Linked DNA regions of Mus musculus: all the other regions are linked to region 1. The links are chromatin loops, found by intact Hi-C in ENCODE. Cell type or tissue: left cerebral cortex. All regions are shown on one strand.

Region 1 (4,000 bases):
CATAAAAGTTGACCCAGATTAAGAGTTGAGATCCTGTCTTCAGTCTTCTTAGCTCTCTTTCCTGTTGAGGTCTCCACTCAGTAGCCATTATGAATAAGCAAATGGGTTTGAACCTATATACTCGACACCAGAGCACAATATGAGCTCTAGACATACTCTAGCCAGCATCTAGACATCTCAAAGTTAGGGCTTTCTTCAAACTTGACATATCCCAGACTAGCTCATCAGTCTCATTTCATTCACATTCTTCCCAAACCTGTCCACCTTCCAAACTTTGGTATTTTTATATTACAGTGATCTACCCTCTCTTTCTTAAATGTTCCATTCTTCTTTCAGACAAATCTGATCTCATAGTTTGTAGACAGCAACAGAGGATAAGTTTCAGAACCCAAATTCATTAAGGTCCAGATTAATGACAACTTCCTGGTTGAAAACCTCATCAGCCTTCCCAGATAGAACTCCCTCCTCCAGCTCACAGAAGTTAACGTGAAATTCTCTTATCCTCTCTGTATCCTGCCCCACTCAAATCCAAGTTTCCAATATCTTAGCTGCTCCGAAGTAGTCCCACTTTTTAATGCATTTGACAATTCTACATGTAGTAAAAACAGTTATTTTACCTTTGATTGATCCTGTTCTGAACTGACTAGTGTTTCTTTGTGGCTTTCTCTCCTGATGTTCATTGATCACTGGTTCTGTGTTTTTGCAGGTGCCACATGCTTGTTAATGTGTGTGCTAGAATCCTTACAGAGCTGTATGTGCACTTCAGAAAAGAGAAAGTGCATCTTACATACAATGATTTTAGAGTCAAACACACATGCTTTTGATTTGAGCACAAGAGATCATTAGAAAGCTAGTTAATTTGTGTGACCCAGCCTCCTCATTTGTAAATAGTAGGTAATATTTACCCTGGAAGGTTCACAACCCTCTCTCTTCATCCCCTTGAGTTTGCCATGCCTTCAGCTTCAGTTTCTCATTGGCCCTTTGCTAAAATAACCCTCATGCTTCCAGTCTCATCCTAGATACTGTGCTCTGTGGAAGCCTGCAGCCCTCTGGTCAAGTTAGTTTTCTTGCCCGTGTTCTCATTTATTACATTGCCTCTGCCCGTGTCTTGGCATCAGCCTCTGAACTGTCTGGTCTCTGCCCTTTCTTTCCACTTTGAGAAACTGCAAATTCCATAAAAATGGGAACTGTGATTTGCAAAACATCAAATCCCATCTTTGCTCTTCCTCATTCCTTTTAATCCAAAGATTTCTTAAAGCAAGTTATATTAGGTAAGGAATTCATGACTGAAGTTCTGAAGAAAATGCCCACATCTTACTTGATTCTCATTAGCTGGCATTGCAGGAGTTCAGCTCACCAAATTGCTGGCTCCATCCTAGTACTGTATTAGGCTCCAGGCAGTGATCTGCTTTAGGTGTAGAAATTAAATAATGTGTCCTGTGAATTGTTACTAATACCCAGTACTTTCCAATTTCATGAGATTCACAACTGGTTTTTGTATCTGTGAAACTGCCCAAATCACTAAGAGAATGTATTTTCTTAGCAGATTTTCAAAAGTAATAGCAATCCCCACAGTTCATTTGGCACATATAGTTCTAAATATTTTATTAAAAACTCAGCCACATGCAAATTCATTGGAACAACCTAGGCACTTTATTTAGAATACCAACAATGATCACTTGTAGGTATTATCTCATGTTTACTTTAAATGTTGTGACTTCTAAAGTGACATAGCACTAGCTTTGTTATCTTGGACAAGAAATTTTATCCCTTTCTGCCTCAGTCCTTCAGTCTAAAAGATGCAATTGGAGCATTTGCACTGTAGGATTAATGTATGCGTTAAATGAGATGTTACCTGTAAGGATTAGTAGCAATGCTTAGCACTTGGTACAAATGCTGTATAAAGTTAGCTATTATTATATGTCAAGGGTGAATCAGATGTAAGCAAAGCTTTTGGATGAGACTGGAGTTAAATTTCCTGTCAGCTGTATGTTACTCTGTTCCTTCAGCATTCCTATTCAGTAGGGAGGGGGCAGCACTATCCACATTTTACAAACAGTGGAATTGAGCCACAGAGAAGCAAAATGTATAGTGCACGAGTGGCAGCCGAAAACTAAGACTGACTTTGTAGACATAAGTTCCAAAGCACTTTCCAGGTGGCTGAGTTACTGGGCAGTTAATGAGTGTAAGCTTGCCTTTCCAAGTCTGAGCAGAGACCTCCTTTGCCCCTTTTCTGCCAAACATTTATCCTAAAGGCATACCCCTCCCCAATACCATATCAGGTTTTCCTACTGCAACTACAGGAAAAGGATCAGCAAAAGGCCCTTTGTCTTCCTACAGGCTCACCAGAGGGAAGTCTTTGACTCCATCAGGACTGGGACTGTTTGACTCTTTAGAAAAGCAGTCTCCAAGAGTTTGTGGGTGCAGGGAGCCTGAACTCAGACTGTTCAAGAGGACCAAAGACGCGTTGCTTTTCTGTCCACTAGGGGGCTACTTGTAGAAGGCTGGGAAAAAAACAGCTTAAAAATATGCTGCTGAAATTTCAGTAAGAGGGGAAAAGAGAGAGCTTGTGAGAGACAGCAGAGCGGTCCCAGGCTTCCTCATCTCGTTCACGTCAGAGGCAGGAACCGACTGTGCTAAGGCTGTTGGCTCAACACGCAGAGACAGAGCTGGGGCAGCCTCAGAGACAGGGAAAGAAGAGGTCCTCCCTGACCCAAGAAATTACCACGAGTGGAGTAAAGCCATCTGACTTTTTGGTCTTATTTTGGTTGCTTCTTCTCTCCTTCTACTGGTAGACCTACCAGCTGCTGTTTCGTTTCTTTCGTGAAGCCTTCTCTCTGCCTCTCAGAAAAAAAGAGGAAGGCAAGAGAGGGAGAGAGGTGGGCGCTCTAGGTGAGCGCATCAGCTGGCTCCAGCCCGAACGTACAAGAATTCTCTGCTTTGGAAGCTGCTCTAGCTCTCTGCTCTCCGGCTACCCACCCCCCAACCTGGGTAAGTCCGGAGTACTGCGCTCCTCTGTTTCCTTGCTAGCGAGATTTCAGCACCACGGAGAGCGATTAGATGCATGTTTGTTCTTCAAGCCATTTGGCTGTAAGGTTACATCTCTTTCGGCTGCCGATAAAGCGGGGTTCTGCGTAGGGAGAAAAGAAAGGAGAAAGGCGCAAAACTGTGTGTCTACCGAATTAGAGGGGGATATGGACCTTGGCCTTGGGAGTGAGCCTGAGCAAATGTATGTGTGTGCACTGTTGCATAAGACAGGTGAGGTCGGAGCTAGCAGGCTTGTAATTGTGCTAGTCTCCCGTGTGAGGCTGTCCTTTTTATATGTAGCTGGGAGGGAGGGTTTGGGGAAAAGAGTCCTGGGTTTTCCTAAATTAACTCTTTCATACCCAGCCATAGGTGGTGGGAAAGTGTTACAGGAAAAGCCTGGGGGACAGGAGTGGAGGTAGAGTTAAAAGTTGTGCTTCCAGGAGGGAGCTTGGAGAAGCAATATTTTAAAATGTCATTCCCCCCACCCCCACCCCCCAGGATTACCTGGATTCTTGATGTAGTGACAGCCTAACCTGACCTTTTGCTTCCTTTCCTGGTGTCAGTTCCTGGTGGGCAGATGCAACAGGTTAGCCCCAGGCTGGGGGTAAATTTGGGGCTGAGGTCTCTAATTTCACACTTCAAGGAAAATACTCAGCCTGGCAGGGGCTGACTGACTCGAATTATACTATATTTGTAAGCAGGCAGGGAAGACCATCCACTTCTCTCTTACCCTTGGTTGGAGAGAGGAAAAAAGTCCACTCTCCCCTGTTTCCTGGGGGCATTTGTCAGTGACAAGCAGCCCAGAGGAAAGGGTTTGTCTTCACTTGTCTATGGAGTCAGGGGAAAACCTAGACTGGCCCAAGCCTGAAAGTGTCTTCTCCAGCTCCCACCCAGGGCCTCCAGGGCCTCACAGATGGTAGACTGGCATTACTACATTCTACTGCTTTTTCATGGTCTCTCTCTCCCTTTCTCT
Region 2 (4,000 bases), 180 kb after region 1:
TAATAGTTGCTCAACTAAAGACATTTAAATTAATATGTAGAGAAGTAAAGTGTACCGAATTCTTCTCTTTCTTGCTGCTGGATGGGCTTAGTCTAGCTACACTGATGCTTATATTCTTTACCCATAATTTTACCTATCTATCTATCTATCTATCTATCTATCTATCTATCTATCTATCTATCTATCTATCTATCCATCCATCCATCTATGGTGCTGGAGACCTACTATAAATTAGATAATCCTTCTCTCAGAGCTACATCCTGACCACTCTTCTGTTCCTTCCACTTCCTATCAGTTGTTTTGTTGTTGGTGGTGGTGGTGGTTTTTGTTGTTGTTATTGTTGTTGTTATGGTTTGGTTTTGCGGTGTTGTTGTTGTTGTTTTTGTTTTGGATACACAGTCTCACTAGATTTTCCAGGGTAGCATTGACATTACTCTGTAGCCCAGGAGGGCCTTTGCACGGATGATCCTCCTGCCTGGGTCTTCTATGTTGCTAGAGTTACAATCCTGCTTCATCAGTAATTTGAGAGAGACACAGAAACCTGTAAGATCAATTAAATCTTCATAGTGACAACATAACTAACAACAAGCAAAGCATTTTACTCAACACATAGTCCAGAAATGAGGGCTAGAGGGACAATGTAGTGAGCAGTCCATCTTTGTCAGGGCCAGTAGCCCCTATGGTCGTACCTCCATTCTTCATCACCAAGGAAGACACAGCCCAGCTCTTGGTAAGTAACTCTGCTGGAGCAATTCCAAGGTAACTAGTTACAGGGGAAATAACCACCAAATTGCCTGAAATAATAATGCTTTCCGAACAAATAAACCCCTATGCATACCTGTCAATCTACTGGAAAACACACGTGCCTGAAATGACAAGCAAAGATTCTTTTCTTGAACCCTTAATGAACACCAGCCTCAGAATATGATAGGATTCCAAGCAGCCAAGCTGCAATGAGGTTATCTGTTTTGTTTGCCATAGAGTAGACCCTCTGTTGCCCCCCTCAGGGGTTCACATAAGCATGTATTTGTGGCTCATGCACTCATAGAGTTCAAGAGCATCCTCTCTCAAATGGAAACTATAGTGCCATTGACCCTTGACTCAGCACTCAGTGTTAGATTTTTGTCTGGTGATACAGCTCCCAGAGACCTCCTCCCTTCTAAGCAAGAGCAAAAGCTATCCTACGACGAATATACATAGCAAGCCTGGGAAGTGTCTTGAAAATGCCAAGTCCCTGGGTGTCTAACCAGCAAGGAAATTTGCCCAATTTTAGCATCAAGAGAAGGGAGCTGGCTGTTCTCTGGCCATGTTTCATTAGCACACAGCTCACTGAGACTGTTCATTTGTGGGATGCCTGCGGATGCAGATGATTCATTTGTTCAGCCCACAGGATGGTGGTACTTCCATTAGTGCATTTCAAACCCTATTTTCTAAGAAATAGGTAACTATTCTGTTTCTGTGTGCATAAGAATATGCACACACAGTAAGTAATATATGTTTATGTATTTGTGTGAAGGGCATGTGTAAACAACCATGTATGTTCTGTGTATATGGGCATGCATATATGTGCACAAGAGCGGGTATTGTTTTAAAGGTATGTTGAGATTAATTTAAGTATAGCAGAGTCAGGCAGCAGAGTCATTCTCTATTCTGCTTCCTGCTATTGTATTTTTTTTTCTATCCAAATCAAACATGCTGCAGAACAGAGCTGTTCTCGTCTTAATTACCGCAGAAATATTGCTAATTAGAAACAAGGGAAGTAGTGTTAGGGATTTGCCTCAGAATCAAAGGAAGCATTATTTTCCAATGGATATTAAAAGACTTGCAAAAGAGGCTAAGATGATGTGCTAGATAGAGTTGTGAAGTGTGTTTAGAGCCCCAGCGGTAGGACGTTGTAAGGGGAAATTAAATATCTGGGAGGAAAGTGTTCTCAGATGTTGGAATTATGCCTGCAGCCATAACACTGGATGCTGTGATCCTGTCTACCTCAAACAGGAAGTGGGATCAAGAGCTCTCCAAGAAACTGGAGGCTGGAAAAAGTGCTGATGTCTCTAACTTCAACCCTCTAAACACGTTGTCCCTCGGCTATGTTTGCAATGGCTGTGACCTAAATGCCTGGGGATGGAGAATGTTCCTGCCTCTCTTCACATCACTGTGTCAGTCTGGTTCCTTTCACCATTCCTTTTTCAGCCTCAAATAAATCAAAAGAGTAAAAGGGCACGAGGAATCTATCTTTGGGCTCTATTCTGTGTGACTAGGTCCCTGGGTTTGTGGAACATAAATCTGCAAAATGGGACTTCAAGTTTCAGTCAAGTTTCCCAGGTCCAATCTGAACTCAAAGGCTATGTGCAGACCATTTTGTCAGCTATCTCTAACTAGAGCACCATGCCACAATAATGATTCATCTGATCACTTACAGCATTTCAAGGATTCCAGTCCCTCAAGTCAAAAAGTAAACCTGGAGGCATCAACATGAGAGCCAGAAAAGGAGTAACATAGGGATGGGGGAAAAAAGGGAAGGAATTTATGCAGTGGAAAAATGGTGAAGATGAAGAAATTAATGTCTCAATATCTCAAATAGGTAGTATAGCAGAAGAGATACAGTCTATGGTAGATTCCCTTGCCTAAGATACACAGCTTCAGTAGTTCCATAAAATAGCAATGAAGAGTCTATACTGTGTGGCAAGGAAAAGGGCATGCCAATCCTCTGTTCTAATTTTCTTGTTCATATACTATTTCTTGCCTGGATTCTTTCACATAGATGCTCTGAAGATCAAATATGGTAATGTGTCTGCACAGGCTATTGTTGACTGACAGAAGATGTGAGGTTAGATGTGTCAGCATCACACAGACAAACTACATCATTTATAACCACCCAGGGTTAAGAGAAAGATTCAGGGGCATACACACACGTATACAAGCTTGGCTTATAGCCAGGCTAAATTTATGAGAAGTAAAGTTTTTCCGTCTTCTACCCCAAGCATGGAATAAAAGAGAAACATTCTTACTGTCAAGGTGCCATGTCCGTTTGTTTTATGTTGTTTCCTAATGCTGACCAAGAATTTAGAAAGTCACAGAGTTACAGGTCTCCTCACAAAAACAGTCATTCCCCAGTTTTGAGACCGGAGCTTCATTTGCAAACAAACACTGTTCTCCATTTATTTCAGCATTTACCTAAATAAAAATTTATAATGTATTTATACTGCTATTATACTTGAATTACAATATTACAATATTTACAACTGTGGAAGGTAAGGCTTTATTTCTGACAACCATTGCTCTACCACCTATGTAGAGTACAATGTACACATGCTAACATGCTTCTTCATCTTTCCAATATATTTTATCAAAATTATCACAAATTTACATTTCATATTTTCACTATCTTGCCCTTATAACTATTATTCATAACAAAGCTGTGTTCATTTTTCTTCTTCTATACAACTTTTCAGATCTCCCTTGAGTTCAGTTTTTCCTCTGCTTATTTTCTTGGTGCTTACTTACAATATTAACAGACTCTTTGACATATCCATAGAACATGAAAACTGCACCTTAAGTCATGTATCACTTTTGAATTTTTAATGAGGGATGATGTTCTGAAAGCCCACCTTTCTGCCCTGTAAGTTAGTTGATGGCGATATCTGTAGCACTCCAATATTTCTGGAATTTCTTTCATCTCTATCTCAGTAATTCATTTCTTTCTCTGTACAATCCTGTTTTCTAGACTTAAGGTCCCACCATCCTTTCTGGTGTACTTCCTCTGTCTTGTGGTGTACATCTTCCAGGAGCATCCTGGCAAATGTTATGTCAAGGGTACATTGTTTGAAAAAAAGATCTTAAAAATACTTGATTGGTAGTGTACATGGTTGTAAACATTCACCTTGGAAATTATTATCTCCCAATTTTTGAAGGAAATATTTCATTATCTTTTAAAATCCAATGTTCTGTTGAAAGTCTGAGGCCATCCTGATTTCTGGGTTGTTGTTGTTGTTGTTGTTGT
Region 3 (4,000 bases), 250 kb after region 1:
CACACCAGCAACTAAGCTTGTGGTGGAGAACTACCACACAAGATCACAAGATCACCCCTGAAGGAACCAGAGCCAAGACGAGTGTCTTGTAGTACAGGTTTTGCTTTGGGTTAATGTTTCCTCTGTTCTTGTTTTACTTTTTAATTATGATCAAGTGACCTTGTCATATAAAGTGTGCTTCCCTGCATACGAGCAACAGAAGGCTGAGCAAACAGACTTTAATGCTACCATCAAATGCAACTTACAACCGCGTTAACATGGCACATATTATTGATGGATGATGATACTAATGGCTCCATGTGCTGCATGGTAATGGGTCCCACCAGAGAAGCAGTTCACGTAAGTTACTACTTGGGATATTACCATCATGGACTCAGGCTTGAGTCTCCCCTCCTGCCTTTCTGCTGGTCCTCCCTATATGGACTCCAGTGGCCTTGCTCCAGAATACCACATCCCTTCCCTGCTTCCCTTAAAACTAAGGGCAATGAGCTTCCCTGCTTGTCAAAGGAAGGGGAAGCATTCAGTAACAATGAAGATTGGAGCAGATGCCCACATGAGGATACCAGGAGCTATAAACTCAAATAGGGGCCCCACCTAGCATGAGAATTTCGCTCTGAAGATTTTTCTCCCATAGCTGCAGGCCTTCCTTGACCTAGGAGTAACATGAATTCATCTCCTCCCATCTGTGAGAACTTAACTGAGATGCTGGGAGACTGGAGAAATGTAGCCTGTGGCAAGGTAGGTAACTACTCATAGCAGCAGTTCATGCTATAGAACTAAAATGCACTATGGGTTTGTAATAGATACACCCCTCCCCCATTTCTGTGGAAAAAAAAAAAGCACTCGAGACCCAAGCAGAATCTGTCTTGTGCAAGCCCTTGATTACTACCTGACAGGAGCCCTGAGTGATCCAAGAACTTGCTAACGTAAGTTCTAGCAGGGGTCTAGGGCAGGGGCCATGTCTGTGCCACAGAGAGCCCCAGAAGCCTGTGTCTCCACACAATGTAGAAGGCTGGTCCTCTGGCAAGATGGCAAAACACAGCAGTGTCATGGCAGCTGCACCACACGAGCTCCAAGCCTCATTGAAACACAAATGCTAACTTGATCGCCCTTTACAGCGAAACCTTGTTACACAGATATCGGTTTATCTGAGAAGATATGCAATTGGAAACAATTGTTGTTCCCTAGCTAACTGGATAGCCTGTCACGCTTCAGTGGAAATATCAGATTATCTGAACTAGTTAATTCAAAATCCATTCTTTCTGCTCCCTTGCCTTTCAAATTAATGACATTTGCCGTAATTGATGGCAAGAGAGGGGGAAATGGGGGCAGATACCGGAGCACATGGTCTCTGGAAGTTCGTGACTGCTGCTCACGCGCCCTAAGACTGAGCCCTGAGAGGAAAGGACAATCATAAAGTATGTGTTCTGGAAAATTAGATTTTAAGTACTGGGTTTCCCCTGAAGGACTCTTTAAAGGAGAACAGAAACAAAGCCTAACTGTGCAATTAGTATCATAATCAAAAATTCAGGGGAAGGTAAGTGGTTAAGTGTTGTTTCCTCTTGGTGAGTTTTGTTCAGGATAGAGTCTCCACTCCAAAGCTCTTGGCCTGTGCAAGTGTGACTTGAAGTCCAGGTGCTATATGAAGACTGTATCAGAGGATTGTGCCTTTGCCATTTGTCAGCTAGATGATCATGACAAGTTATTTAACTCCTTTGTGCCTCCTCCCCTTATTAGATAGCACTAGTTAGATAGATCTCGAGAGGCTATCATAAGGACTGTAAGTATAAATGTTTTGGAGTGGCTTCTAAAACACAGTAATATGAACAGCAATTTAAAATGTTTAAAGGCTTGACTAAAAACCCTCTATCTCCCATTCATAGCTAGGAGATTTGGGGTTAGAATGGGGTTATCTCCCATTCATATCCCTTGCCTCAGTTTCTCATGCGTAAGATGATGGTTAATTGAAGCCTCAGAATATTTCACAGGTGACGGAGCAGCTGAGTCTGAAGGTAGACATGGCTTGATCTGGATCTATCATAGAGTGGGCAGCCAATCAATGCTGAGAGCTTCCTCAGACTGAATGTTTTAAGTATTCCCAGATCCCAGCAGGACAGAAGAGAAGAGACTTCCATACACAGTGCCAAAGAAGCTCCCACATATGGTAGCCCCAAGTCACCAAGAAGAATATGTGCCAGCCAGTGTTTCATATTTTACTTATTCCAAAGAAGAAGGAGCCATGTGTGTGCCAAGCACCACTGGGTCATTAGAGAGACATATGTGTCACATCAACACAGATTGGCAGGGTGTGACAACAAGGATGAGCGAGGGAATACCTGGCGGAAGGTACTTAAACAAGCAAGATGAGTCTGGCTCCCACAGCCCTTACTAGCATGGATGCTGTGGTGCTAAAATTGCAAACACAGCTACCAGTTTTGAGAGTCTGCAAATCAGGCACTCAGAAAGTAAGAGCGATGAGCCTTTCTATTTTAATATCAGGAAAACACAAGAACATGAACTTCTCTATATAGAAAAACAACACAGATTGCCAACATCAATTCTAAAATGCCTTGAAAAGGCTAGGATGCTAACATCAGCCAGCAAGATGCTTTAAGCCTCTCTTTCTCTCAAAGTATATTCCTCTGCCTCCACATAGCACAGTGGCAGGATGTAAGAAAGTGGCATGATATATTATTTAGACATGAAGCAAGACTTCTACATTCTGTTCCTCTCCCTGAATGAGTTAAAAAAGAAGATGGGTACAGTTTGTGAGTATGGGGATTGATGTTATTGTCTGTTCAAAATGTCTGATGTAGGCTCCTGCTCACTGCATCACCCACGATGCCATGATTTATTACCACACTGTCTCCAGGTGCAGTCCAGCTAGTCTCCCCTGTGATGATCATGCAGAATGTGAGAAGGGGTGTCCACTGGTAGACTATTTCCAATGAACTCTTGAATCATCCAGACAGAGAGGCAGATGATGAGCTGACACCCGGTAGAGATTGTCTGGTTGCTTGAGTATCCCCATGTGGAATAGAGTGGGGGGATATGGAAGTTTGAGAAATCTCAATGAGAAAGTGATTGTTGGACATTTGCCTTCACAGCAGCCATTGATAGTTTGTTCCCAATACAAGTCTCCGCACCATCTATCACTTTTGTCCTAAGGACACCTTCATTCTTTCATTCAATAAACATCCAATGAACCCTTGCCAGGAGCTAGGCACCATGCAGCCATGAGATGACGATCACAGGACTCTTTGCCTTTAAGGAACCTAGAAATCTCTTCCAACTTTGCCTGTTCTGTGAGATGCCATCCTTCTTTCTCTGGGTTCCCAGAGCTCTTTGCCCTGACTAACTCATGACATATCTGCCTCTCTTCTGCACTGGTCTGTGAAGTCCTGAGACAAGGAAGAGAAATTCATCTCTTCATCCTTACCCGGAGAGGTGTGTTCACCTTGCAGGCACTGGAGGGGTCTGGAAGTCTCCCAGGATGGAGAGGCAGTGATGAGAGTGAATACCCAATCTTCACACATGTATGTCAAAGCTAGCATGTGAGCTAATAGCAGACTAAGGACCATGAAGGATGTTTCCCTGGAGTACCACATTTGCACATTTCTCTTATTTTTAACTCCTCTAAAATATGAGATTTGAACTCATCCTAAGGAAGAGCCACATCCTCATAGTCAACCCACATGTTTCCTAATGCTGAAATATTTTAGGCATCGAGAACAGCATGTTCAACATTCTCCCAGCAATCTCTCCTTGGAAAGAGTCTAGATTATGCTTTCTGGTATCATTTAGGCTTTGTCCAGGCTCCACTAGAATGCTTGGGTTTCAACAGTCCGAACAGAGGGCATGTGGTACACTTGGCGTGTATCTTAACATAGACCAGCACAGTCTGTATGTGAGGACCTGGGAGACTTTTTAGCATTCAGCACATAGCCAGACATATAAAAAGGAAACTGATAAACAGGCATCCAGGAGCCTGGTGTCAGGT
Region 4 (4,000 bases), 370 kb after region 1:
ATAAGAGACATATGATGAGAAACATCCATTTGCAAAGTAGGACAGGCCCAGTGCTCTGCATGCCCAAGTCTTGAATGCATTGGTTCTAGATTTGCCAATCTAGGAAAAAGGCCCGGAAAAAGCTTGTCTCCAAGGGATTCTTTCTAAGTAAAAAGATGATATTTCTATTCTGGAGAGCCATCTCTTGACAGCCTAATAAATGATTCTTCCTCAGAATCAACATAGAGCTAGCATGTAACCATGTAGCTACCTGGCATTCAGAGATAGGAGCTGATTTGCACATTGGAAGACATAGAACTTTGAGATGAATTGGGCCATTTCCCTTTGGTCATTTGCAAATGCAATCCCAAATATGATACATTTGTATATAAAAACACCTATAATTAGATAGTTCCCTACATACTGACAAGAACTCACAAACTGGAAAAGTATGTTAAGTAGTCAGCGAATTTGACCCCACAGTTTAAATGCACCATAATTATGCACCATAAATAAAATATAACTTAGGAAAGTATATTCGTTTAGGATTTGTGCTCTGAAATCTCTCTACAGTTAATGGGCAGTTTTTTTCCAAGTTGAACCAAAAGTAGCTGCTAAAAACTAAGAAAGAGTAGCAGAGTTAGGTCTTTGCAAGAGAAGTTTCCCTTAGAGAAGATAATTATATGATCCTCTATTTGAAATAAAACACACAAACTTAAAAGGAAGTTTCTGGTTGGTCTAGATGGTAGTAGCTGTGGCACAGAAGTGTAGATCTTGCCAATTTAGCTTCCTGACTTTGGCCATAGCTACAATGTTATAAGTGTGACATCACACAGACTGTCATGTTAGGGATGCCCAGTTAGTTATGTAGGGTCATGCCTGCCTGAGGGACACTAGTGGATCAACAGAAATCTAGAAATAGATAGATATTCCACTTTCAAACTGTGCTTCTGTCTTTTCCCCACAACTCTCTGATCTTTGTAGGAATTGATCCTCCCAAAAACATCACAATTAGCAACGTGACTAAGGACTCCCTGACGGTGTCCTGGAGCTCTCCTGTTGCGCCTTTTGATTACTACCGAGTATCGTACCGACCCACCCAAGGTAATGATATGATTTTGTTTCTCAAACATAAATAAGGCTTGAAGTTGATTAGAGATTATTATGGGTGCATGATCACAACTACACAGCATACACCCTCATACCATACTTCCTCAAAATGAGAGTGTATTGATGAAGAACAACAGAGAAACCATGAGTTCACCAACTTCTCTCAAAATAGGCTCTCAAAATATCATCAAGAGAGCCAAACACTTTACCATGGGAAATAACTGGACACCGTTAGCTAGGCTGCGCAATGAAAAACAATGAAGTGAGGCCTAGATGGCTTTACCAAGAGCCAGTGCTACACATACTATGCTGAGCATAAAGTCTAAGACTAGAATCCTGGATATGGATAAAGACCCAGCAGAGCCACATGGAGCCCTGAAGGGAACCACAGTGATCCTAATTCTGCCATTGTAGCCAATGTATGAGTCAGAGAAGTTGGCCGAGAGCTTGCCTGCATACTGCCAGTTCTTGCTGGTATATGAGGCATTGTTAACAAAGTAGAGAGAATGTTCACTTCCAGCCAGAGGTAGGACAGTTTTCCAGGCTACCTTTCTCTGGGCTGCATAGGGCACTTTTTGCGGTGGCTCTGCCCACTCCACTTCCACTATACTGATATGCCCGCCTCAGAGAAGACCGGTCTGATAGAAACCTACATAATAAATAGCTCATTTACTTTTGTTCTAAAAAGCCCATAAGATGAAAGAGTGAGGCCAGCGTATAAGATCTATTTAAACTCCACCATTATCATTTATGAGTCATGTATCTGCCTTCCCTTCCCTATTGCATGCTGAGCCCACACCCATCTGTGCCTCATGACCCACTGTCCCAATGTACACTGAGCCATGGACCCACTGATAAGAGAGCTGTTGAACGTTTAGTGATGGATTTTGTTCTTCCTCAGTGGGACGGCTAGACAGCTCCGTAGTGCCCAACACCGTGACAGAGTTCGCCATCACCAGGCTGTATCCAGCTACTGAATATGAAATAAGCCTCAACAGTGTACGGGGCAGGGAGGAGAGTGAACGCATCTGCACCCTGGTGCACACAGGTAAACATGGCTCCCTTGCTGGGTGTCGGCTCAGGACATAAGCAGCAGCCTTGAAACAAACACAGGAAGCAGAGTGAAATCACTCCAGCGCATACAGTGGATACTGGCTCCGGGGCCTGAGACGCCATTCTTTGGCTCCTCTGACTCACTGTGTCCTTCAGGACAAGTTGTGGTTTCTCTCCCCACAGACTGTTCTTTCTAATTATAGGAGTTTGGTGAGTCACACTTGAGGAGGAGTCTTGCTCGTTCAGGTTCAGAATGTTCATGGAACTTCCTCTACGAAGAGCGCCCTTTCAAAGACGCATGATGGAGACAGATTCCACAGCAAACATTTGAATCATAGGATCTCTTTAAGTCTTGGGGGTTGAGGAAACTTCAGAAAAGCATTGTTATTCCAGTTTCAGGAAACTAGGGGTGGATTATTCATCATATACAGCCACCCCATAGGTGTATTGCCTTTGCTCCAGGGAAAAGGCTCTAAGTCCATCACCTGTATGAAGGCAGTAGAGGTGAAGGTGACCCTTTGTGGCATCCCCAGCTGCTTTCAGGAACACTATGTAGTTCTTGTTCTCCTGTAGGAAATGTCCTCTGTGTCCTCAGGCCCCTTCACAGAAGGAAGGTGGGGAAAAGAGATGGGCTTTAATATGAAAAATAGGGAGGAGAAAGTCTCCTACCATGCCTTTTTTCAGAAAACTGGCTCTTTGGATAAGCCTGAAGATAGGGCTCCTTTTCTGTAACTCCACTAGCCTCCCTTCTCTGGTCCTTAAGCAAGTATATCACATAGGATTAGCACAGATTTGCTCTAGATGGCAGTGGAAGGCACAGCCATCAGTTTCTATCCTCAACATCGAGAACCTTCTAGTTAAACCACAGTTTCCACTACACATAGGAAAACATTCAGCCTGCCTCATTAAGCGAACACCTGGATATCCCAACGCTGCTAAATTTCCCTAGAGATGGTGATTTCTGAAGGAGGAGAGTGTGCCTAAGGAGTCCTCACTGCTTTGTAAATACTCTTACAAGCGCCAAAACATTATCTATTAACACAGTGACCAAAACGTCATTCAGAAACATAAAAAGGTACCTTTCGTAGTCTCCCTCCTTCTGGTAGATGCACTATGTTTTGTCAGTGATCATTAAAGCAGGCAGTGGATAAACATTGACCAGAAGTAATGACCATTCAGCCAAGAAAGCCTGAAAATTCTGCCATATTTTCTCATTGAAAATCATAAAAAGGATTTCGAGAATATCGTGTTCCCAAGATAAGAGTGTTGTGACTCAGCCCAAAAGCTAACTCGTGTGATTCTTGGCCACAGGCAGCAGACATCACAAAAGCAGAAACTCAGCAGCACACCAAGCCACCCTGTCATCTTTCAAGTTAGTCAGACTGGTTCTGGTAACTTCCAGTCACTGTGCCACGCTCAGAAGTGTCTCCGGTTGTTCTTTTCAAGTCATCACAATAATCTTAAAACTTGTAGAATGACAGCTCCTTCAGGAGATGGTACACATCTCAGAAATCATCCAACCATAGACTCTAATAGGAGTTGAATTTAAAGACGTTTTTGAAAGCACAGATTATGAATAAAATTCAAAACACTGAATTGTAAAGTCTTTATTTCTTCTTGTTACTTTGGGATGAGGAACATAAGCAAAAAAAAGGGGGGGGGAGAAAGAAAAGAAAAGATAGCAAACACAGCTCATTTAATCAAAGAACAGAGGTAGGCCGATGGTAGGTCGTGGTTCCCAAACGTAAACTGTATGACTCACATTGAGCTAACGCTTAAACTGTTCCAATGCCATCCATTTTATAAATAAATTCCAACTTCATGAAAAGGAAATACATAAGTAAATCCAAGAGTTACA
Region 5 (4,000 bases), 260 kb after region 1:
TTGTTATGTGAACAAAGATAAGCCCCAAGCCCACCGGAACAAAGCTCTGATGCCCCTTTTTGCTGACATGTAATCTTTCTGTTAATGAATCAATCCCGTGCCTTTGTCAAATTCCTTTGCTTCTTTAAAAACCCCTAGCTTACGAGCCTCAGGGCCGACTCCCCTGCCTCCTGCACGAGGTACCTGTCAGCCCAGAGCTCTGCCAATAAAACCTCGTGCGTCTTGCAACAAGAGAGGATTCTTGTGTTCGTGGGTGCTTCCTGTTCCTGGACTAGAGTGGGGGTCTCTAAATTTGGGATCCTACATCATGAAGTCCTACCAGATGAACCCTAAATGCCAGCTCACCCCTTCTTTCTTTAGCCTGGGATATTTACCCAACACCTACTCTTGCCTGCTGTGTGCTAGCCACACTGATGTGCAAACCTGTGAACAGGCCTCTAGTCCTTTACAAGTGAACCTCCCATTCCAGGGCTCCTTTCCCTGCCTCACAACATTCTTATAGGACCCCTAAAATAGGCTTTAAACTCATCCCAAGACTCAGCCCAGTCTCTCTCTCCCTTTCTTTAACTACTGAAAGTCTCTTTCTCAGCAACCTCTCACCTGAGCCAGTGCAGATCAAGTATCCCTTCCCTGCATACTCTCTGGTAACAGTCACTGTGGCTATTGTTTTTTAAATCTGATCTGCCTACTTCTTTGGTGGACTGCAAGGCCTTTGAGGGTCATCATTGAACTTAGCCCCTTCCCTCTGCAAAGTGTTTATGAAATGCTTGGGGGTGAGTGTGAAATGAGTCCCAAAGGAGTTGAGTCACGGGTAATCCTTAACTCAGTTCAAAACAATTATCCTCTTTCTCTTCTCATGGGAGAAAACAAAATGTGATCTGTAAAGCCGACTGGAAGGTTTCTACAGGAGAGTGTGGAATGGAAGGCCTCAGTCAGGTTAGTCCCTTGTATCTCTCTCAGCTGTGTTGGTGCATATACAGGGCCAACAGAGAACAACAGGCTTTGAGCTGCCTTGGTGCTAACACCATAATTTATTGAACCTTAGAGAATTTCTACTGTATTTGACTCTACAATCAATTATGAAGGGAGCAGAGGAAGCTTCATTGAATGCCTGGTTCCTAGCTAGTTCATTCATTCATACACCCAGCTAACACATGCTAAGCGTGGTTCTAGACACTTCTGTTCTTGCTGTGTCATCTCAGCATGCTCTTAGGTTTCACAGGCTCAAGGAAAAGTGCTACTGTTCTTTGTTGAGTAAACTTTAATCAGCATTTTCCTCATTAGCCTACAGCAACATATAAACTTATGATTCGTGCAATTCATTTTATCTTGCTAAATTTAATAAGGCACAAGTTGGATAGCCGTTAAGGGTCCCCTGTTGTGCATGCATAAGCCCAAAACAAACAGGAGTAAAACTCACTGTGGTTTGTTATATTAGGACAGGAATGAAGGGTCCGTTGCCTCCAGCTGTCGGAGCAAAGGCAACAGAACTAGTGTGAGGAAAGCTCTTTCCTCTCCTTCAGCCTTCCTCTATCTGGGAGACATAAGCAATGTGACAGTTGAATACCAGACCAGTTCTACCTTGTTCATTGTAGCTGCTCCTTGAGATCACCACAGGACACCCCACTGCACATCATTCATCAATTCTTCCACTAATCAGACAGGTGTTGATGGCTGCTCCTTTACCCAGCACTGGCCCCCAAGGATGAACAAAACACAATAGCTATTGTCCCTAAAGAGGTCACAACATATATGACGAACAACAAACCCTTCACTGTTGGTGTGTGATGCTGAAACTTCCATGTTTGTTTTGGGCTCTTTCCCGCACAGCAGGAGACCCTCGAGTAGAGAAGGGTTGGAAGGTAGGCTGTGCCAGACAGGTCAGTTGGCCCTAATACAGAGGAATGTCACACAAGACAGACATAGTCCCATTCCCAACAGGATCAGTAGGACAGTACTTTTGAGGTGGAAGAGCATGCTTGCTCCTTGCAAATGTTTTGAATTAATCCTGGCTCACTGATGTCTGCCTGAACCGCCATAGTAAATGGTAGAAACTTCAAGGTGGTTTAGAACACTGTCATCTAACTGCACTCCATCTGAAAGATGTGCCAAAGAACATGTAGCAAATAGCCACCCTCCACCCTACTCAGCCACCTACCTCTCCATTGGAGGCACCCATTAGTAGAAACTTTGGCCAGGCTCTTGCCTAATAGATATACTGAATTGTATATCATTTGTTGTGCAGGTCTTCTGTATACTGCTCCTCTAAGGCCTGAGGAAACCTTCAGTCTTCTCTCCAACCCACGGAGAGCAATTGCTCATCTGTGCCGGCAAACCCCTCTAAATGGGGTTAATGAGAAGCACCCTGATGTTCATCTCAGAGCCAGGATTTTCCATGTTCAGGCGCTTCCCTCTGTGATTCGCCCTACCATGGGTGTGGGCAAATGTGAACAGCGGCCCCTACTGCCCAGGTCCTGTATTGCCAGATTCTTTTTTTTACTCTGAAGCATAAAAACATTTATTGATTAGCAGAGTGGAGAATATTATGAAGATGGGTCCTTATTCTGCCTATTTATACATATACATCATATACATATACATCATATACACATACATTTGTGTAAGTAAAAATTTTATAAACGCATTGATACTTTTTTTTAAATTAGGTATTTATTTCAGTTACATTTCCAATGCTATCCCAAAAGTCCCCCACACGCTCCCCCCACCCACTCCCCCACCCTCCCACTCCCACTTCTTGGCCCTGGCGTTCCCCTGTACTGAGGCATATAAAGTTTGCATGACCAAGGGGCCTCTCTATCCACTGATGGCTGACTAGGCCATCTTCTGATACATATGCAGCTAGAGTCAAGAGCTCCGGGGTACCGGTTAGTTCATATTGTTGTTCCACCTATAGGGTTGCAGACCCCTTTAGCTCCTTGGTTACTTTCTCTAGCTCCTCCATTGGGGGCCCTGTGATCCATCCAATAGCTGACTGTGAACATCCATTTCTGTGTTTGCTAGGCCCCAGCATAGTCTCACAAAAGACAGCTATATCTGGGTCCTTTCAGCAAAATCTTGCTAGTGTATGCAATGGTGTCAGCGTTTGGAAGCTGATTATGGGATGGATCTCCAACTTCAGTGGTCCAGACACAATGCCTTAAAGCAAAATCTTGCTAGTGTATGCAATGGTGTCAGCATTTGGAAGCTGATTATGGGATGGATCTCCAACTTCAGTGGTCCAGACACAATGCCTTAAATTTGCAAATCCCATTTTCCTGGTAGTAAGGTTGTCCACAGGACAGTACAGAGGATTTTTCAGCTCAAGGAAGAACATTCCTTAACAATCATTAGCACTATATCAGAGATTGATTTAATATACCAGAAAGAAGCAACCTTGGGGTGAACAAATACAGGACCATGTGAGTTTGAGCTGATGGACTAGCAGAAATGCACTAATAGAAATGGCCTAAGGTTTTCCTTGTCACAGCATAAGGTACTACAATGAGATTCAAGGGTGTGGGAAAGGATAATTGGAATACTAGACATTGGAGAAAAGAGGGACATCAGAGAGAAGACAGTATAACAGTGCTTTAGGGATGAGCTCTGGGTTCAAACTCATTTACCAGAATGATTTTTTAAATGTAGTTGAATTTAATTTTTAATTAAGATTTAATAACTGCACACTTTAGGGGGTATAGCAATCCATTCATACACAGTGTCTACTGATCAGATGGGGTAATTCTCACTTCTATCTCATCATTTCTTTGTTCTGGGAGCCTGCAAGATCTTCTTGTCTAGCTCTTCAGAAATCAGTTGGTTACTGGGAACTCTTCCGGTGGGCTGAACTCCTCTCTGAATTATTGGTTAGCACAGGGTTCTATGATGTCCTGTGCAATACTCAGCAAGGGGCTAGGCAGAATATGAGCATTAGTCTAACACTCTGATGCAAAGGTGGAGCAAACTTTACAGAACCCATGAGGGCCGTGGAGGCAGCTCAGCT
Region 6 (4,000 bases), 140 kb after region 1:
CAGACAGAAACACATGTTTACTGACACCAACTTCTGTTTCTGATTATTTCTTGCCTCGCCGGAACTGCACACGGACTTCTCCGTTATTTATTTTATTATTTATGTGTTTGTTTATTCCCCTCCCCCGTTCTAGGAAGGATCTGAGAAAATTTTCAGAAGAAAATGACTAAATAAAAATAAATGACAGGGCACATTAGTATCCTGAACTACAAGTCACGGGGTTTGTGCCATTTATTAAAAAATACAGGCTGCTTGCTGGCCTTAGAGTTCTAGTTGCCAAATGAAGTCATATAACCCAAAAGAAGCAAACATCCACAGTGATCTGGGGCATGGGGGGGAACCTGAGCTATTTTTCCTTCTCTAAGAACTGACAAAGATTTCTTTCTCAGTATTCTAATAAAAGGACATCGGAAAATGTAGGAGCTGACACTCTCAACAATTTCAAAGCGTCAAGATGCCAGAAATGTCTTAAGGCTGTTACGTCTGTTACTGCTCAATGCCAGAGAAGGACAAAGTGTCAGAAAGGAATTCAGTAGAAAGTCCTTAAAGATTGGGGATCAGAACCCTGGGCTCTAAGGATACATATCTTTGCTTTAGGCTTGACCTGATAATACCCTTGATGTTTTTTAGCCCCGTTCTTCTCACACATAACCCCAAACTTGCAATATCAGTAGCTCTTGGGAACTTATTAGAAATGCAAATTTCCTCCACTGAACAGGATGACTGAATAGGAAAGGCCACAGGTGGGGCAGTAATCTATGTTTTAACAAGACCAGATATAATTTGAGGTGTAGTGATATAGAGAGGAATGCGTCGACTGCATGTCCTTCTGACAATTACTGGAATCCTATTTCTTTCCTTTGAGTCTTTAATTAGACTTGGACAGCAGGCAGTTTGAGGATATATTCTCTTAGCAAAAGCCTGGGAAGCAAAAACTTATCTTCCTAATTTGAAGTAGAACCATAAACCTTCAAAGTCTGGTAGGCAGAAGAATGGTTGTCATTTTCCCTTTGCTGCCGAGTCTCTTCGGAGGATCCCCCAAGCTCCCTGCTTTGTGCAGAGAGGTGCTGGGGTAGGCCATCAGTGGGACCAAGCATTTCCCCTGAGATGCTTCTTCTGTGATGGCCATGTCTTTCGGTGGCTTCCTTTCTGTCTATATGTGTTCTGCATGCATATTTCTTGTCTTCCCCACAGTTCCTCCCTCTAAAATTCTATTATTCCCTTAGATATGAATAGAATAAAAAAGAGCCCTGAAGCTGAAGAGGACCGTAGTGATAATAGAATACAACCTCCTCATCTTACACATCATCGGCAAGTCCCATACAGGACCAATTTCCTTCTGTGGATAGCAGATCATAGTGCCTGGTACATAAAAATGTACTTGGTGAATCTTAGTTGAATTGTTTGCTGTCTGCACATGACATAACTTTCTATAACATGTCATATGGTATTTAATCCCCCTATTAGCAAATACTGTTATACCCAAGGCTCTAAGCTTTGGGCCCACTTACTTTTCTCTTCTGTTGAAGTGGTTAACGCCATGCTAGCCTTACATGGGACCCCAAAGAAATGCACACGCAGCAGTTTGAATGAACAGCTTCTGTGTAAATATTAGCTATCATCAGCCATGGTGAGCCTGAGGAAACAAAGGCCAGACTTGAACTTTTCAGCCCCCCTCGGTATCACTCACCCCTAAGTGGTCCTCTGAGTCAGCACTAGTATAGCGCCTTTACCACCATGCCCTTCTCTGTGGTGCCACTAGGAATATAGTGGTTTCACCAAACACCTCTGACAACTGTAGCTATTTAGGCTGTCAAAATCAGCTTGACATAAACTGAGGACAATGTAAGAGCGTTTCTACGTGTTCTACTTTCCACATTAGCAAACATATTTCTGCTCACAGAAAAATACTATGGGTAAATAAGTTGAAATCACGTGCTATTTCTGTTATAAGCCAAGTGACTTGAGCTCCTAGCAAAATTAACCTAAACGAAGTCTGCATACCTTCTGTTAATCCAAAGCAAGTCTGCATCAGACTGGCATTTAGACATCAAGAGTGGCAGAGGAGACTATGCTCACAGTCCCCTCAAATATAGCACAATGAAGACACACTTCTTTCATTGGAAATATAGGATACCTACCCATAGTAGCTATGTAGTCAAAGGCAAACCCAAAAGATAATAGCTCCTCTGGCCCACCCTCTTTCTCTAAGCCACTGAGTCGCCTACTGCCTGAGTCATTGCATCATTTTGCCAAAAAAAAAAAAAAAAAGCCCTCTTGCTATCTGGGAAACATGATTTTTGTTTATTTAAGTAGGAGAAAAATAGTTGTGAGAACTGTGTTTGGTGTCAAGGAAACTGGGCTGCCAAGGTGTGTGTTAGATCTCCAGATCTTGCCTCAACTTGTATGTCCCCCTCTGGCCCTAGATGGAGCTGCCAGCCTCAGGACTTTGCCAATTTGACCTTTACTTGCTAGGACAGTGCTGCTTTTGCCAGCATACAAGTAGCTCTGCTCGGTGACCATGAATGCACAGGACTAAGAGGGTCTCATTGGTGGAGGCCCATTTATCCTGCTGTGGCTATGAGAATTACTTCCCGCACTGGGCTGCAGAGACCCTTAAGACCCCAAAGCTTTCCTGTGTCTGCTGTAAGGCTCTAATGGTCTGCTTCTATCACCATGGCAACACAAACACAACTCTACCAAGTACTTTTAGTACTTGAGGTTGAAAGAGAGGCATATTTGCCTCCAAGGGCTGTTGTGCAGTTGGCAGGTTGTGTTATCTGGCAATGTGTTTGCTGCTACTGTTCTGAATGGGGGTGCCACCCCTCCCCCCAGCATCTGAAAGGAGTAGCAATGGCCTGTAAAGAGCTCTGGTTTGGCAGGCCGAGACTCTTCTGCCAGTCATCGCCCCACAAGCTGACAAACAATTCGACTTTCTCTGCCTCTGATCTTCCCTCCTCCACCTCACTGCCTCCTCAACCTTCCTCACACAAGGGCCTCCTGGGTCTGCAGGGATCCAGTTCACCAGGGCTCCTTTCCTGTGATAAACTGAACATGAGAGGTCTGGAAGCACCACCCCATCCTGCCTCTCCAGCACTGAGCGCATGACCTTAGGGAGGCTTTCAGGACTAGAGATCTGAGACTTAGATTTAAGGGCGCATCAACCCCCCAAACCTGCAAATACAGCCAGCTTTATGTCTGCCGTCCCTCATGTTGCCTACTTTTCACTAGAGCATTCCAGAAAAATGTGAAGTCTTAGGAGTCTCAAGCTATTTTATAGAGTGACCAGGGGAGTCACATTCATAATAACTGGGTGTCTGAACTAATGGAGACTGGCTGACTTGGTATTTTTGTAAAACAATTTCTCTCTCTCCCTTCCCCATCCCTCTCTTCATCGAAATCTCTGGGGCCACTATGAGATCCATATACCCTTGTGATAACTGTAGAGTGTAGAGCCATACTTACACACACACATACACACACACACACACACACACACACACACACACACACACACACACACACACACACACACACCTATGTGTATTGATCTAATCTTATATGTTAGAGTCTCATAATATTTTCTGATTGTGATTTTAATCATCATTTCATATATGTCTCTCATTTATTTAGCACCTGTATATTCCATGCACATACACTCTGGACCCATTTCTAGGACCTAGAAAGTATGGTTCCTAAAACTATAGCTGTATTATATCAGCACGAATTAACACAGTATTTAATTCATACTCTATGTCCTATGGAAACTAGCACCATATGTTTCTTAGGTATTTGTGGGGAAGGGAAGGAGAGGTGGAGATAGACCAATTGTCCCTCATAAGTAATACCAGCTTCAAAACATGTAGGGCCTGAGGTGGACCTCTAAAAAAGGTCTCCACTCATAAAGTTTTCTGAATCAGGTATGGCCCTTGCAAACCAGGGAAGAAGGTCCAGTTAATAAGTGATCTGTACTATGGAGAATATACTGTATATTTGGCAT
Region 7 (4,000 bases), 350 kb after region 1:
ACCCATCCCACTGAGCAAGCGAGTGTAAGAAGGAAAGAGGTAAACAGAGGCCAAAGAAGGCTTACTCCTGAATCAACATCATGTTCTGTTTCTCGTGCAGTCATTGACGGGCCCACACAGATCCTGGTTCGAGATGTCTCTGATACTGTGGCTTTTGTGGAATGGACCCCACCTCGAGCCAAAGTTGATTTCATTCTTTTAAAATATGGCTTGGTGGGTGGCGAAGGCGGGAAGACGACCTTCCGGCTGCAGCCTCCCTTAAGCCAGTACTCCGTGCAAGCCCTTAGACCTGGCTCGCGCTACGAGGTGTCCATCAGCGCAGTCCGGGGGACCAATGAGAGTGAAGCCTCAAGCACCCAATTTACAACAGGTGAGACTGAGATGGGGAAAAGGACTGGGACTGGGAGACAACACGACGATGTTATTGTAGCCAGGGGACATTAATAAAAAAAAAAAAAAAAAAAAGGAGATGATGAATGTGGGCAGCCCTGTTAATGCAGAGGCTACAAGAAGAAAGTTAGAGGTTTTGGGAGCTCCTGCTGGTATTCCTATTCCAGCATTAAGAAAAGAATATCACCAAGTAGGGAGAGCTGGGTTCGCATCCTCACTCTGCCACCCAGATCTGTGACTTAACTTCTTTCTTCCTTCCATGAATCTCTGATTTCTCATTTCTGAAGTGATAAGTTTGTCCAGAAGACATTTGGACATCCAAATTGTTGGCCTAAATGGCAAATCTGTGACAGTTTTGTGCCTGAAACAAAAGGTGCAAGAAACAGAAGGTGCCTGTTTCTTGAGACACTTTTCTGCCATTTACAGGATGCAGTAGAAATACTCTAAGCCTGAAGTGGTTTCATTAAAATGAACACTCTTCAGTCTTGTGCAAAGCTCAACCTGCATAGTCATCAGCAAACTGAGGTCCCTGAGTCAATCTGCCATTTGCAGCCTCTAGCAATGAGGCCAATTGGTAGAAGATAAGCCATAGACACAACCGTGAATAATAGACAGATGAGTTAAACCCATTATAATTCTTTTCACCCTTGAAATGATACCCACCAGAAAGCTTCCTAAAAAGCTTCCTTGAAGAGCTTTATCAGCAATCAGAAAAGCCAGGCCTCAGGCTGACTAACTTTCTCCTTCAGAGCTCAGACGCCTGACCAGTGGCTGAGAATGATAGACCTCACTCAAGGAAGCAAAGTCCTGTGAACAGGTTCGACTAAGTTCCTTTGAATCTAGAGTGTTAGACTTGTCCTCTTTTCCTTGGAGAGGTTACATGTCAAAGAATGTTTTTGCCAGTTCCAAGTTGCTCCAAGGATCAAAGAAAACTGATCCCATCTAGAAGATCTAAGAACCATTGTCTTCTGAAGAAACACTAACCTACATGTCTGACCTGGTGTTGTAGTAGCTTCAGAATCTGCTACAAGACAAAAGCTCCAAGAATATGCAATAACCAGCTCACCTTCTTTATCTAGATTTTGCACCTGCAAAATCAGGGCTCCATTGTAGCAGATGGCTTAGTGTTACAGTTGGACAGATTTGCAAACTGAATGACTGGGAAAGACATGGACTAGTCTGCCCATTGGAAATCCTGGCATACTACTGAGGTTAGGACTCAGGAACAGCCGAGATTGGACCCTATAGCAGTGGCCCCATGAGAGAGGGGAGTGGATTCTCAGTGCCCAGACTTTGCTGCACAACTCACCACTTAAGCAAGCCCATCTTTCCCAGCAAAATAGAACAGCCAAGAGTCTTACGATAAGCTCCTCCCACAGAAGCAAACAAGTGTGGACACTAGTCAACTTTCTCCCTAAAAACAAGTGTGGATGCTGGCAAGCATCAGGAGGCAGGTAGGGTCTGCCAGACACTCTTTAAGTTCTTCTCAAAATCCCTGGTACCAGACTCCACTGCCTTGCCTGGAGTGTAGCCAATGGACTGTTTCAGCAAACACATCTTGAGATTCCCCCAAAGACTGAGTGTGCTTCTTAGAAAAAAGCAATCAAACTATTCTCATTTTTCTTCCTTTCTCCTCCAGTTAGGCAAAAATGTTCACATAATAGCAAGGGGAAGGGTGATCCTATAAGATCCATTCTTGGTCATGATCAACCTCCAGTGTGTGTGTGTGTGTGTGTGTGTGTGTGTGTGTGTGTGTGTGTGTACACTCATGCATGCACTGGTATCTGCTGTGGGCCACATGTTCTACATTCTTTTCTTAATTTCAAGATAGCTTGAATTGGAAAGTGGCTCCTTTGTGCTCTGCTCCGATAACGAGTTTGAAGAGGCAAGAAAAGTGAAGGGGGCTCTCAAGAAGCACGAGCAAAAGCAAACTCTGGATGTTCGGGTAGGCAAGATGGATCCGCACTGGCTGGTAGCCCAGGAAAATTCCAATGAAGACAATTGCATCCCATCTCCTCTGAGGGGGCTCCCACAGAGTCTCTGTTCACTGTGGCAGGAATTTCAGTTTCAGGTTGCCTAGTGGATTGGCAGCTGTTAGGTGGCTGCTTTTCCATGCAACCTTCAGTCTGTGCCTCAGACCCATGCCTGCTCCCTTAGTCTCCCTTAGGAGAGAGGGAAGTAGGGGCGGGTAGAGACAAATAGCTTTGCAGACAGATTCTCCAAGTCCAGAGTTGGCAGATGCCAGCGGAATGATGAAAGGTTGTACAGACCCTCACAGGTAGGGCCCTCAGTCATTTCAGAATTCCGCTTAAATTCAAATTAAGCAAAGTGTTTTTCCAGGTGATGGCTTCGACACTAGGAGCGCACTAATTGCACAGGCAATTAAAACTGAGATTTGCTTCCTGCATGGCGAGTAGGATCTTAGTCTGGGTCTTAGAGCAGCGCTGCAAAGAAGCACCCTGGTGCAAGGAGCAAAGGCCAGTAATTAGAAGGAAACCAGACTAGGAAACCTACAGTCCTTCCCCACCTCTGCAGCCTCATGAGGACTCTGGGGACAGTTTCTCTCTCATGGAGGACTTCACTCTGAGCAGAGTTCTCAAAGGACTTAGACCCCCGTGCCTTTGACCTGGATGACCCATACCTGTGCTTAGTGCTTCTTATGGGTTGAAAAGATGCTAAAGCTCTGACCCCCTGTTTGTTTGGAGATAGGGTCTTCGAAGATGGGCAGATGGAGGTAAAGTCGTTGGGATTGGCTCTAATTCAACAACTGTGTTGGTATCAAATGGGGAAACCAGGACAGCGACAGGCATGCACATAAGATGTGCCATATGAAGACAGAGGCAGAAAATGGTCAGGAGAAACCCAAGATGGCTAGAGAATCACATGATGCTGCAGACCCACAGCTGTGCTGTGTGGCAGCCCCAGGCAACAAATACAAACATCCAGAGTTGCATTTCCCTCTCCCTCCTCACTGGTGACTCCATTCTGAGATTCTCCACCATGTTACTTTACAAATTCAACCCGGAAGCCTTTGACCTCCCTCAGCCAAGATGCTGGTTGTGGAGAGCAGAAAGACATCTTGTTTCTGCAAGGCTGGCTGCCTTTGTCACAGCTGTTCTGTGCCCTGCACCACCTCACCTCAGGCAATCTCAAAGCCCACAGCTAAACATATGTAACAAGCCATTTCTAAAGGCTTGGAGGGAACAATTGAGGTTGAGACGTGGATAGAACACATTCAGTTACTTACCATGTACTTTTTGAACATCCTCTGGGGCCACAAGCGCTGTTCTAGGCACGGAGGCTATAGAGTATACAGATAAAAGCCCATTTCACATAAATGGCCTCCAAGTGGGCAAGAGGACTGGGTGGTCATGAGAAAAACAGAATGAGAGATCATTTGAATCATGATTTCTGCGATAGGGAGGAAAATGGATAAGACAGAAGGAAAGCTTCCCTGGATTGAGGCTACCCCTCTGAGAAAGTGAAATTCCAGCTAAGAGCTGTACAACCTAAGGCATGCAAGAGTCAGAGAACATTCCAGGTAAAGATAGCAGCTGGTCCAAAGGCTCTGGAGTACAAATTAGCTTGATGTGTCTCAAGAAGGACAGAG

The links. Hi-C counts contacts between places; a loop is a spot of excess contacts. Peaks named below come from ENCODE experiments on the same cell type or tissue, not always from the same donor. Only the 100,000 strongest peaks of a DNase experiment are listed, where the experiment ranks them.
Region 2: it touches region 1 in a loop (4-fold over the local background); 3 of 42 quality-filtered maps call a loop at or near these places.
Region 3: a loop joins it to region 1, with 2.9 times the contacts of the local background. A loop is called at or near these places in 13 of 42 quality-filtered maps.
Region 4: it touches region 1 in a loop (2.7-fold over the local background); 2 of 42 quality-filtered maps call a loop at or near these places.
Region 5: it touches region 1 in a loop (6-fold over the local background); 13 of 42 quality-filtered maps call a loop at or near these places.
Region 6: a loop joins it to region 1, with 2.8 times the contacts of the local background. A loop is called at or near these places in 3 of 42 quality-filtered maps.
Region 7: it touches region 1 in a loop (2.2-fold over the local background); 4 of 42 quality-filtered maps call a loop at or near these places.

Annotation. Positions count from the first base shown.
Region 1 is chr1:159,521,225-159,525,224 of GRCm38, forward strand. Tnr (tenascin R) reads left to right here and starts at 2,545. Exons shown (of 23, transcript NM_022312.3): 1 at 2,545-2,991. In left cerebral cortex, a CTCF peak has its summit at 2,485 (motif pointing right); DNase peaks (open chromatin) are centred at 2,057, 2,522 and 2,972; H3K4me3 peaks cover 1,574 bases; H3K27ac peaks cover 1,464 bases.
Region 2 is chr1:159,703,802-159,707,801 of GRCm38, forward strand. The region is part of intron 1 of Tnr (tenascin R); the gene reads left to right. Among named protein-coding and RNA genes, the nearest start is that of Gm31348, 78 kb to the right of the region's middle. In left cerebral cortex, a CTCF peak has its summit at 1,855; a DNase peak (open chromatin) is centred at 1,304; H3K27ac peaks cover 328 bases.
Region 3 is chr1:159,769,096-159,773,095 of GRCm38, forward strand. The region is part of intron 2 of Tnr (tenascin R); the gene reads left to right. Among named protein-coding and RNA genes, the nearest start is that of Gm31348, 13 kb to the right of the region's middle. In left cerebral cortex, no CTCF peak of the experiment used is centred here; DNase peaks (open chromatin) are centred at 2,493 and 3,698; H3K27ac peaks cover 1,175 bases.
Region 4 is chr1:159,887,294-159,891,293 of GRCm38, forward strand. Tnr (tenascin R) reads left to right here. Exons shown (of 23, transcript NM_022312.3): 13 at 964-1,083; 14 at 1,991-2,137. Among named protein-coding and RNA genes, the nearest start is that of Gm31348, 110 kb to the left of the region's middle. In left cerebral cortex, no CTCF peak of the experiment used is centred here; DNase peaks (open chromatin) are centred at 1,557, 2,337, 2,909, 3,484 and 1 more place; H3K27ac peaks cover 1,086 bases.
Region 5 is chr1:159,781,618-159,785,617 of GRCm38, forward strand. All of the region lies in intron 2 of Tnr (tenascin R), which reads left to right. It overlaps Gm31348 (a long non-coding RNA gene), which reads right to left and starts at 2,466. Exons shown (of 5, transcript XR_001779507.2): 1 at 2,159-2,466. In left cerebral cortex, a CTCF peak has its summit at 2,470 (motif pointing left); a DNase peak (open chromatin) is centred at 2,438.
Region 6 is chr1:159,658,571-159,662,570 of GRCm38, forward strand. The region is part of intron 1 of Tnr (tenascin R); the gene reads left to right. Among named protein-coding and RNA genes, the nearest start is that of Gm31348, 120 kb to the right of the region's middle. In left cerebral cortex, a CTCF peak has its summit at 2,354; DNase peaks (open chromatin) are centred at 2,372 and 2,759; H3K27ac peaks cover 262 bases.
Region 7 is chr1:159,867,916-159,871,915 of GRCm38, forward strand. It overlaps Tnr (tenascin R), which reads left to right. Exons shown (of 23, transcript NM_022312.3): 8 at 101-370. Among named protein-coding and RNA genes, the nearest start is that of Gm31348, 86 kb to the left of the region's middle. In left cerebral cortex, no CTCF peak of the experiment used is centred here; a DNase peak (open chromatin) is centred at 1,873; H3K27ac peaks cover 116 bases.